2 separate regions of the Homo sapiens genome follow, and region 1 is linked to region 2. A link is a loop called in an ENCODE intact Hi-C map of the cell type or tissue named here. Cell type or tissue: pancreas. All regions are shown on one strand. Links, peaks and the distances in the headings refer to the core of each region. The heading gives the core; the rest is flanking DNA.

Region 1 (5,385 bases), core at 104-5,103, 290 kb after region 2:
CAATCATCCCATCCCTCGTGTCAGAACGTGAGTGAAGAAGCCACCTCAGAATGAGTTCTCCAGCTCCCACTGTCCCTGTTCCCAGCCATCCCAACCACCCCAGACTTTTGGGTCATACCACCTAAGGACACCATGGACAGAGAAGAACCCTGTGTTCTTTCCAAATTCCCAATCCCATAAACTGGTAATTTCATGCCATTAAGCTTTGCATGACTTACTATGGAACAATAAATGAACCCACTAACCATGCTTGAGAATGATCATTCTTTAGCCCACTTTGGATATTGGCAAACTTAATATTTGTCAGTCTTTTTTTTTTTTTTTTTTTTTTTTGAGATGGAGTCTCACTCTGTCACCCAGGCTGGAGTGCAGTGGTGCGATGTAGGCTCACTGCAATATCTGCCTCCTCGGTTCAAGCGATTCTCCTGCCTCAGCCTCCCAAATAGATGGGATTACACGCATGCACCACCACACCCAGCCAATTTTTTTATTTTTAGTAGAAACAGGGTTTCATCATGTTGGCCAGGATGGTCTCAATCTCCTGACCTCGTGATCTGCCCACCTCGGCCTCCCAAAGTGCTGGGATTACAGGCGTGAGCTACCGCTCCCAGGCATATTTGTCAGTCTTACAGGCAAAAACAAAATCTCATTATTTTAAAAATTATTCATTGGCATTTATCCATTAACTGCCCTTCATGTGCTTTGCTCATTTTGCCATTGAGTTATCTTTTTTTGTTAACTCTTAATATGTTTTATATGTTAAGGAAATTAGCCCTTTGCTATCATGTAATGAATATTTTTTACGTTTTTTAATATGGTACTCTTTTTCACAACAAGTTCTTAATTTTTATGTTGTCAGATTTGTCAGTGTTTACTTTTATGCTTTCACATTTTTGTGTCATGCTTGGAAATGTCTTCTCTATGCAAGATGTTTTAAAAAATCATCATGTTTCTATACTTTAATGGTTTTATTTTTATATTTTATCATTGATCTATATCTTATTTTGGCATAAGAAATGACACATGCCTCCAACATCTTTTTTCCAAATGGCTGAGCAGATACGATTTGAAAACCCATCTTACTTTCATCTTCCATACCTGTTTAAAATGCCAACTTTGTCCTACCTTAGGATCCGCTTTTCTATGAATATTCTTTTCTACTTATCTGCCTATCCCTGTGCCAGTTACCAAAATGTTTGTGTTTATGGCTTCATAATGTATTTTACTATCTGATACTGCTTGGACCCCATAATTATTGTTAATTTCAAAAGTTTTCCCAGCTAGTCTTACATGTTTGTTTTTCCACATGAATTTTGGTATCATTTTGTTAAGCTCTGAAAATAATCATATTACAATTTTGATTAGAATTGCTGACATTTTGGGCCAGGCATGGTGGCTCAATTGCTTGAACCCGGGAGGCAGAGGTTGCAGTGAGCCGAGATCACGCCACTACATTGCAGCCTGGATGACAGAGCCAGACTCTGTCTCAAAAAAAAAAAAAGAGTGCTGACATTTTGACCTTCAACTTCAACTTTTTGGACTTGTATTATTATTTCCATTTTACAAAGGAGAAACTGAGACACAGAGAGGCTAAGTAATTTACTCAAGGTCACACACAGTACACAGCCAAGAAAGAGATTCAGACTCAGTCAAGCTTCAGAGGCCACCCTCTTAGCCATGATCCTGTGTTGTGCCTCCATATTCAAAAATCTAGGACAACTGGAGAAAGCATTCAAAATGCACTTTTTTAGGATAGAAAATAGGATAGGATAAAAAGTGAAGACTTCAGGTCATTTATTTTTCACTTCACTTTCAAAAGGAGAACTTCAGAAGGGAAGCAAAAGAAGGTCATAGACTGAAATCATTTTCAGTCTGGCCTACGATCTTGCCCTTTGATTCTCATCTCAGAGAAAGAAATGATACATAAAGGGAAGGTATGTCATTGTTGATGACTACCTGAAGTATTTTTGTTGTCCAGAAATGCATTGAGTACCACACACCCAATAAGAAAGCTAAAATTTGGCTGGGCTCAGTGGCTTACACCTGAAATCCCAGCACTTTGGGAAGCCAAGGTGGGTGGATCACCTGAGGTCAGAAGTTTGAGACCAGCCTGGCCAACATGGTGAAACCCCATCTCTACTAAAAATACAAAAAATTAGCCGGGCGTGGTGGCAGGCGCCTGTAATCCTAGCTACTCGGAAGGCTGAGGCAGGAGAATCACTTGAACCTGGGAGGTGGAGGTTGCAGTGAGCCGAGATCACGCCACTGCACTCCAGCCTGGGCAACAGAGCAAGACTCGATCTCAAAAATAAAATAAAAAGGCTGATTGACAGATATGTGACAAAAGAAGTAGATTAAAATTTTAATAGAATTGTAGTGGTGACTAGAGGGACATTCACTGTAAAATTCAACTTTGTTGTATGTTTGAACGTTTTATAATAAAATGATGAATTCTACTCCTAGGTATATATTCAAGAGAAATGAAAACATGTCCACAAATTCATATGAGCATTATTCAAAGTAGCCAGAAAGCAGAAACAACCTGGAAGTCCATTAAATAATGAATGGACAAACAAAATATGGTGTATCTATTCAATGGAATATTATTTGGCAATAAAAAGAAAGTACTGACGCATGCTACAACATGGATAAACCCTGAAAACATCATAAGTGAAAGAAGCCAGACACAGAAGACCTTATAGTATATAATTCTATTTCTAGAAAAGATCAAGAGTCAGCAAATCTGTAGAGACAGAGTAGATTAGAGATTGCCAGAGGCTGGGGAGTTGGAGGAGAATGGGAAGTGAATGCTAGTGGGTACAAGGATTCTTTTTTGAGTGATGAAAATGTTCTAAAATTGTGGAGTTGATTGTGAAACTCTAAATATACTAAAAGCCACTGAATTTTACACCTTTTTTTTTTTTTGAGATGGAGTCTTGTTTGGTAACCCAGGCTGGAGTGCAGTGGCGTGATCTTGGCTCACTGCAACCTCCACCTCCCAGGTTCAAGTGACTCTTGTGCCTCAGCCTCCCGAGTAGCTGGGATCACAGGTGCACACCACCATGTGCGGCTAATTTTTGTATTTTTAGTAGAGATGGGGCTCACCATGTTGGCCAGGCTGGTCTTGAACTCCTGACCTCAAGTGATCCACCAGCCTCGGCCTCCCAAAGTGCTGGTATTAGTGTGAGCCACCATGCCAAGCTGGATTGTACACTTAAAATGGGTAAATTGTGTGGTGGGTAAATTTTATGGTATGTAAATTATATCTCAATACAGGTGTTAAAAATAAAATGTCAGAAAAAATATTACCTTCAGCCCTATTATCACCTGATTAATTGCTGTATCAACTACAAATTTCTTGCTGTAAATGAAGAAAAAGATCATCATCATAAATTCGAATATATTCTGTATATATTAACACTAATTTCTTAAGGAATTTCTAAATTCAATTCATGGTATTAATCTTTGATTCATCAAACTGGTTCTAACTGGAGGACTCTAATATTCTTTCAAGTGTCTTCTTTTTTTTTTTTTTTTTAACAATTGCTAGTTACAGATAGCTCAGGATAGACTCACATGGTATTTAAGGCTACTAAAGTCAGAGGCTACTAAGGCTACTAAAGTTTAAATGCTTAAACACTGCCCTGCTCGTCACTTTAGATCCCTGGGAAGTCCCAGAGGCAGAAAGAAAGAGACAGAGCATGACAGTGCATGTGAAATGAGGAAGTTATTCTTTAAACAAGCCACTGGTTCTCAAACTTGAGTGCATACTGGAATGGCCTGGGGACCTTTGATAATGCACTGATGCCTAGGTGCTCCTCCCCTTCCAGAGATCTTGATGTCGCTGGTCTGGGGTGCAGCCTGGGCATTAGGATCTTTTAAAGCTCGCTAGGAGATTCTAGCATACGGCCAGATTGAGAATTATTGGCCCAGGACAATCACCCTAGCTCTGGGAGGGCCAGGCTGGAGCAGAGGCTTAGCTCAGAACCTAAATCCAAATGGTGCGGGGATTCACCCTTCTCCGCATGACCCCAAGCTGCACGAAACTCAGGCAAGAGTGAGTGAGCACAGATGGAGAGCGCAAACATGGCGCCTTAACGTCATCCTCATCCTCTAATTCTAAAGATAGAATTCCAATCAAACTCTATTAAAAGATAGTTCATGAAAAGCTTTCCTCTTACCCTGTTCACCTGTTGCTGCTATCTGCCCTACCTCCAAACAGGTCACCTCTTTATCTTTACAGCTGCTTCTTTATCTTTCCAGAAAAAGACATGTTTATCTTTTAGCTTCTTCTTTATCTCTCTAGAGAATTCAAGCCAACCCAGATATATGTTGTTTTTTTAACAGCAAATATAGAATTTCATGCTATTTTTTTCCCAGGAAAATGTCGGAAATAATTTCATATCGATGCTTAAATAATTTCATATCAATTTCTCTCTCTTTTTTTTACATCTACATAGTATTCCATTATATAGGCACACCATAATTTACTTTAAGAATTACTTATTGATGGGCATTTAAATTGTTTCCTAGTTGATATTATATCCAAATGCTTCCATGGATAACCCTGTTCATGTCATTTTGCACAGATACTAATATAACTGCAGGATAAATTCCTACAAGCAGAATCCCAGGGTCAAAATGTTGTACATTTGTAATTTGATAAACATCACAAAATTGTCCTCCATGGGGTGATTGCGATTGATACTTATACCAGCAACATGAGATTCTTCTTCGCTCCCGGTATCCCACCCCCAACCACCTCACCAGAGTAGGCTGTCACACTTCTAAGTTGTTTGCCAGTCTGATAGGTTAAAAAATGATGTCTCAGCTGGGCTCTGTGGTTCACACCTGTAATCCCAGCACTTTGGGAGGCAGAGGCAGGCGGATCTTGAGGTCAGGAGATCAAGACCTTCCTAGGCGGGGTGTGGTAAGATCAGCCTGGCTAAGATGGTGAAACCCCGGCTCTACTAAAAGTACAAAAAAATTAGCCAGGCGTGGTGGTGGGTGCCTGTAGTCCCAGCTACTCAGGAGGCTGAGGCAGAAAATTGCTTAAACCCGGGAGGTGGAAGATGCAGTGAGCTGAGATCACACCACTGCACTCCAGCTTTGGCGACAGAGCAAAACTCCGTCTCAAAAAAAAAAAAAAAAAAAAAAACCGTCCTGGCCAACATGGTGAAACCTAGTCTCTCGTCTCTACTAAAAAAACAAAACTTAGCCAGGCATGGCAGTGCACACCTGTAATCACAGCTACTTGGGAGGCTGAGGCAGGAGAATCACTTTAACCCGGGAGGCAGAGGCTGCAGTGAGCCAAGATCACGCCACTGCACTCCAGCCTGGGTGACAGAGCAAGACTCCGTCTCAAAAAAAAAAGATGTCTTAGTA
Region 2 (5,385 bases), core at 215-5,214:
GATGAACCTGGCAGGTCTCTGCTGCTGTCCCCAAAGGCCCACACCAGAGTCCAAGCCTCCTTGAAGAGGGCGCCTCCCTGGGGAGCTGTGATCTCAGATTGAAGAACACAGGGAGAAAAGCTGAGAAACCAGAACGGCCTTGGAAAAAGTACAGAGCATGTGAAACGAGGGAAAAGATGGGAGAGAACAACAGAAACAGCGTCCTGTTACATGAGAGAGGAAAAAGGACGTTTTTGAAAAGCAAACGAAGCCGGTCTGCAGTGACTACATACTGTCTGATCCCAGCTATGTGACATCTGGAAAGATAAAACTATGGAGATGGGAAAAGGTCAGTGGTTGCCAGGGATTTGGGGGGCATCTAAGGGGGATGAATAGGTGGAGCCCAGGGAAGTTTTAGGGCAGGGAAACTGTTCTGTGGATCCCTGTCATTATATATTTGTCAACACCCAGAGAATGTACACCACCAAGAGGGGGCCCTAATGGTCAACCTTGTCAGTATTGGTTCATCAGTTTCCACACGAGCACCACGCCAATGCAAAACGCTAATAGCAGGGGAAACTGTGTGTTTAGGGGTGGACGGAAGAATACGAGAACTCTGTACTTTCTCCTCAAGTTTTCTGTAAAGCTAAAATTGCTTTGAAAGATAAAATACGTTAACTTCAGAAACTCCCATGGAAAGTGGAAAAGATGTCTGTTATCCTTCTATCTGTTGTGCCTCAGCCATAGCTCATGCCATTCAAAATACTGTGGCTATGGAACATCTTAGGTAATTCTTGCTTTTCTTTTTTTGCATAGCATTCTGCAACCCTGATCACTTCCACGGCCTCTCTCTGGTATTGCCTCAAATTGCAAAGGGTTGCTGTTTGAACACAGTGAAAAAACAAAACAATACCTCAGGATCCAGTCAATGTTACCGTGGTCTTTGTTAAGAGAGATTGACAGGAAATCCCTTGAGTGGCAATTGATCCTGTCTTTTCTGTGCTACTCACCGACCATCCTCCTCTTGTCTCTCCCTCACGAGATTCATCTTTGCTTATTTATTATTTATTTTTGAGACAGGGTCTTGCTCTGTTGCCCAGGCTTGAGTGCAGTGGCGCGATCATGGCTCACTGCAGCATCAACCTGCTGGGCTCAAGTGATCCTCTCCCCTCAGCCCCCTGAGTAGCTGGAACTACAGGCACTTACCATCACTCTTAGCTAATGTTTTTTTATTTTTCATAGAGACAAGTCTTGCTATGTTGTCTAGGCTGCTCTCAAACTTCTGGGCTCAAAGCAATCCTCCCACCTTAGCCTCCCAAATTGCTAGGATCAGAGGCATGAGCCACCACACCCGGCTGAGATACATCATTTTAATGGGAAAAAACTAAATGCTAACCCACTTAGCTAGGATTATGGGAATTAAGACAAACCCTAATGGTAATTTCATTCTATGAGTGTCTTGTGTATAGTAGGTGCTCAGTTAGCACTGGGTGGATGGACAGGTGGATGGATGGATTGAAATGGGGGCAGTATGAGCACCTTCTTTAAGGGGTTGCTAGCTTCTCTGGGCAGTTATTAGTTTTTAAGGTTGTCATACAGGCTCTGGGCAGTTAAGATTCAGGAAGATTGCTTTAAAATGTGAGTACAGGTATATTCAAAAGAGACGCTGTGTGAATTAAAACATTTTATGTTAAAGGAATTATTAATGGATTCAAATGAAAACAAAAAAAGGAAGATTTCAGATATAAGAGATGGGGCAGACTTTTTAAATGTGGTAGAGTATTAATTTAATATTTATTGACTTCTTTGGATATACTTTCACTTTTATGTCATTGATTGTAGATATTGCTGGATGATTAAAAACATATTTGCGACCAGGGGTGATGGCTCATGCCTATAATCCCAGCACTTTGGGAGGCTGAGGTGGGTAGATCACCCGAGGTCAGGAGTTTGAGATCAGCCTGGCCAACATAAACCCCATATCTACTAAAAACACAAAAATTAGCTGGGTGTGGTGGTGCGCACCTGTAGTCCCAGCTACTTGGGAAGCTGAGGCAGGAGAATGGCTTGAACCTGGGAGGCGGAGGCTGCAGTGAGCCGAGATCGCGCCATTGCACTCCAGCCTGGGCAACAAGAGCAAAACTCCATCTCAAAAACAACAACAACAACAAAACCAACCAAACAAAAAAAAAAAACTATATTTGCCTCGTACACTGATTTAAAGTCATAGAATTTACTGAAATACCTACACAGCTCTGAATCCAACATTTTTGTCATGGTTATTAGAAGAAACCAAAACAACTGACTGAAAATGAAATGTTCAGTCAGACAGTGTTTGTCCACATCTTTTTTTTTTTTGAAGTTTTGAATCATCCATTCACAGAAAACACTTGTTTTGGGTATAATGCAAAACTTTTGAAACAAAAAAACCTACTAAAAATGCTTTCGCTAAAGTGATTGGCTTTTCATTCATGCTTTGAAATAAAATTATCTAGAAAGGTTGGAGAAGGGTTTGCCGAACAGCCATCTTCCTGATGTGCCTTAGATTAGACCGGGGTGTCCAATCTTTTGGCTTCCGTGGACCACATTGGAAGAAGAAGAATTGTCTTGGGTCACACATGAAATACACTAACACTAACGATAGCTGATGAGCAAAGAAAAAAAAAAAACCCCAAAATCACCAAAAAGAAAATCTCATAATGTTTTAAGAAAGTTTATGAATTTGTGTTGGGCCACATTCAAAGCCGTCCTGGGCTGTAAGCTGCTGCTCGGCGGTGGGTTGGACAAGCTTGGTGTAGAGAGTCAAATCAGGTGATGCATGCTGATGGAAATGGCTTACAGCCTATGCCCATGGCAGCCCCGCTCGATTCTCCTTGGTGAACCTTGCTCCACCCAAATCTCAACCAGCTCACCTTCATGCCCTGAATGTTCTTCAGCATGACATCGCCGATTCTTTGGTAATCTCTGATTTGGGCATTTGAGCGGCCTTCCCTGAGAGCAAAAGCAAAGGGTTGGAAATACAAAGCATCAGTAGTGACATGACAGCCCTGGGTTACAAATATCAGCCTACCGCTTCCTTTCCAATCACCCCTCCCCGGACATCTCCTGAACTTCTTATGGGGTCATGGAATGTTATCGTTGGAAGGAGACTTGGAAATTACCCCACTCATCCTGCAAAGAATTCCACTTATGCTTTGAAAGAGACAAGAGAGAACCAATTTCCAATCCTTTTAATTTGGTTTAATTATTTTACTCTACCCATCTGCACACTGGAGTTTGATTTTAGATTAATTTTTTTCCATCCACACTTGGGTGATTTTAGCATCATTAGGTCAGCACAGAGATCATTTGCAATAAGTAGCTTGTAAACAGATTCCATCCTAGAGATGGGTACTGCTAGACACCTGCAGGAAGCAAGACTCAGCCCCAGAGGAAGGTTTCTGCTTCTAAGAGCCCTTGCCTGAAGCAGACCAATAGCTGTCCATAGCCCTTGGGAAGAGAAATGCATAACTGAGAAAGGACAGGAGATGGTACCTAAGGTGGGAGTGACGTAAATGCCATAGAATAGGGTAGGGTGTGTGGCCCAGGAAGAGAGAGAGGCGTGGAGGGGAGGGCCATGGTCCCCCAGACATATTGGGTGCTAGACAGCAAAGCTGTGGGCACTTTCAGTGAGGTTTGGGGTACACGTACACCTTTCAACGGATCAACGCAGAGAGAAATATAAAAACATGGATGGTAGTGAGTATTTACTAAGTACTGTCCATGTACCAGACACCATGCTAAGTTAATTATAGTCATGAGCCCTTTTAGTCCTCATAGAAACCGTCTGAGGCAGGTACCACTATCACCCTCATGTTATAGTGAAGGAGACAGAAGCATGAAGAAACCACGAACTTCTCTGATATCTGTTATCACGAGGTGTGAACTCGCACAGGAGCCAGCTCTAGTTTCCCAGGCCACACGCCTAACCGTTGTGCCAGTGCATAGCTGCTGACTTTCCCATCACTGAGAAAGGAATTTCCCAGAGACAATTAAAACATGGTTTTCAACAATCAACCTGGCAATTATCTTTAAACCAACTGTTCAGGAAAACCAGAAGCCAACTTACATGAAAGGAACGAATTAAACAAACAAACAAACAAACAAACAAAACTGGCACTAGGCTTCTAATAGGAAGTGAGAGATCTTCAAAGTGGAAAAAAATACCCGGCAACTGAAGTCAGGAGGGACCCGGGATCTACATACACCCTATGATGGTTAATATCGAGTGTCAACTTGATTGGATTGAAGGATGTAAAGTATCAATCCTGGGTGTGTCTGTGATGGTGTTGCCAAAAGAGATTAGCATTTGAGTCAGTTGAGTGGGAAAGGCAGACCCACCCTCAATCTGGGTGGGCACAACCTAATCGGCTGCCAGCGTGGCCAGAATAAAAGTAGGCAGAAGAACATGGAAAGACTAGACTGGCCTAGCTGCCCAGCCTACATCTTTCTCCTGTGCTGGATGCTTCCTGCCCTCAAACATCAGACCCCAAGTTCTTCAGCTTTGGGACTCAGACTGGCCTCCTTGCTCCTCAGCTTGCAGACAGCCTATTGTGGGACCTCACCTTGTGAACGTGTGAGTCAATACTCCTAAATAAACTCCTCTCATATATACATCTATCCTATTAGCTCTGTCCCTCTAGAGAACCCTGACTAATAGACACCCCACAGATATGGTGGCTAAGAACCCTCCGGCAACGCGAGAAATGGCTTCCACTGGGACACTCAGAGCCTTCCTGACTGTTGACTCAATCTCCGATACATCAAGGATCTTCTGACGAACAGAAGAGGGCAAGGAGGATGCACACGCTTAATTAAGCAAACCCAGGAGGTAGAAAAGTCATCGTGAGTAGAAACAGGTTGCTCCTGGCTTCACATTCCAGGCAATCAACAGCATTATTTATTCTATTGGTTCCAACTAAGCATATAGTGCAAATTACATCACAGGAAAGACTGAGGGCACCCAAACCTTTTAGGTAATTAAAGCTTCTCTAAAATCAAAGAAAAGAGAGCACCCCCAGGCTCCCCAAGCTCCTTCCTGGGTCTTCGTTGCTGCCCTGTGTGCTGGTGGTCTTCAACCTGGTCCATTCTCTTCCACCAACACAGCATCCTCAGTCCTCTGCGTTCTCTTAGCTGCTTTAATTGGCACCGCTCCTCTGCTAATTAAACGAATCTCTCCCCACTGCTCCCCTGAAAAGGTTCTGGGAAGATAGCTGTTAACCTCTGAACCACCAGAGCCCACCTCCCCTCCTCCTATATTCGGGCTCTCCGGGCTGGTCGGCCCCACTGCGTGGCCCTCCAAGCTCATCTGCTACGGGAAGCTTTCCTCTCCAGACTCCCTCATTAATCTTCAGGCCAGCCCTTCAA

Evidence for each region. Hi-C counts contacts between places; a loop is a spot of excess contacts. Peaks named below come from ENCODE experiments on the same cell type or tissue, not always from the same donor. Only the 100,000 strongest peaks of a DNase experiment are listed, where the experiment ranks them.
Region 1: a loop joins it to region 2, with 2.7 times the contacts of the local background. A loop is called at or near these places in 17 of 110 quality-filtered maps.

The regions. Positions count from the first base shown.
Region 1 is chr13:98,132,452-98,137,836 of GRCh38, reverse strand. All of the region lies in intron 1 of LOC105370328 (a long non-coding RNA gene), which reads left to right. Among named protein-coding and RNA genes, the nearest start is that of FARP1, 8.0 kb to the left of the region's middle. In pancreas, for the core only: no CTCF peak of the experiment used is centred there; no DNase peak of the experiment used is centred there.
Region 2 is chr13:98,422,157-98,427,541 of GRCh38, reverse strand. FARP1 (FERM, ARH/RhoGEF and pleckstrin domain protein 1) reads right to left here. Exons shown (of 27, transcript NM_005766.4): 17 at 2,892-2,970. Among named protein-coding and RNA genes, the nearest start is that of FARP1-AS1, 11 kb to the left of the region's middle. In pancreas, for the core only: no CTCF peak of the experiment used is centred there; no DNase peak of the experiment used is centred there; H3K27ac peaks cover 629 bases.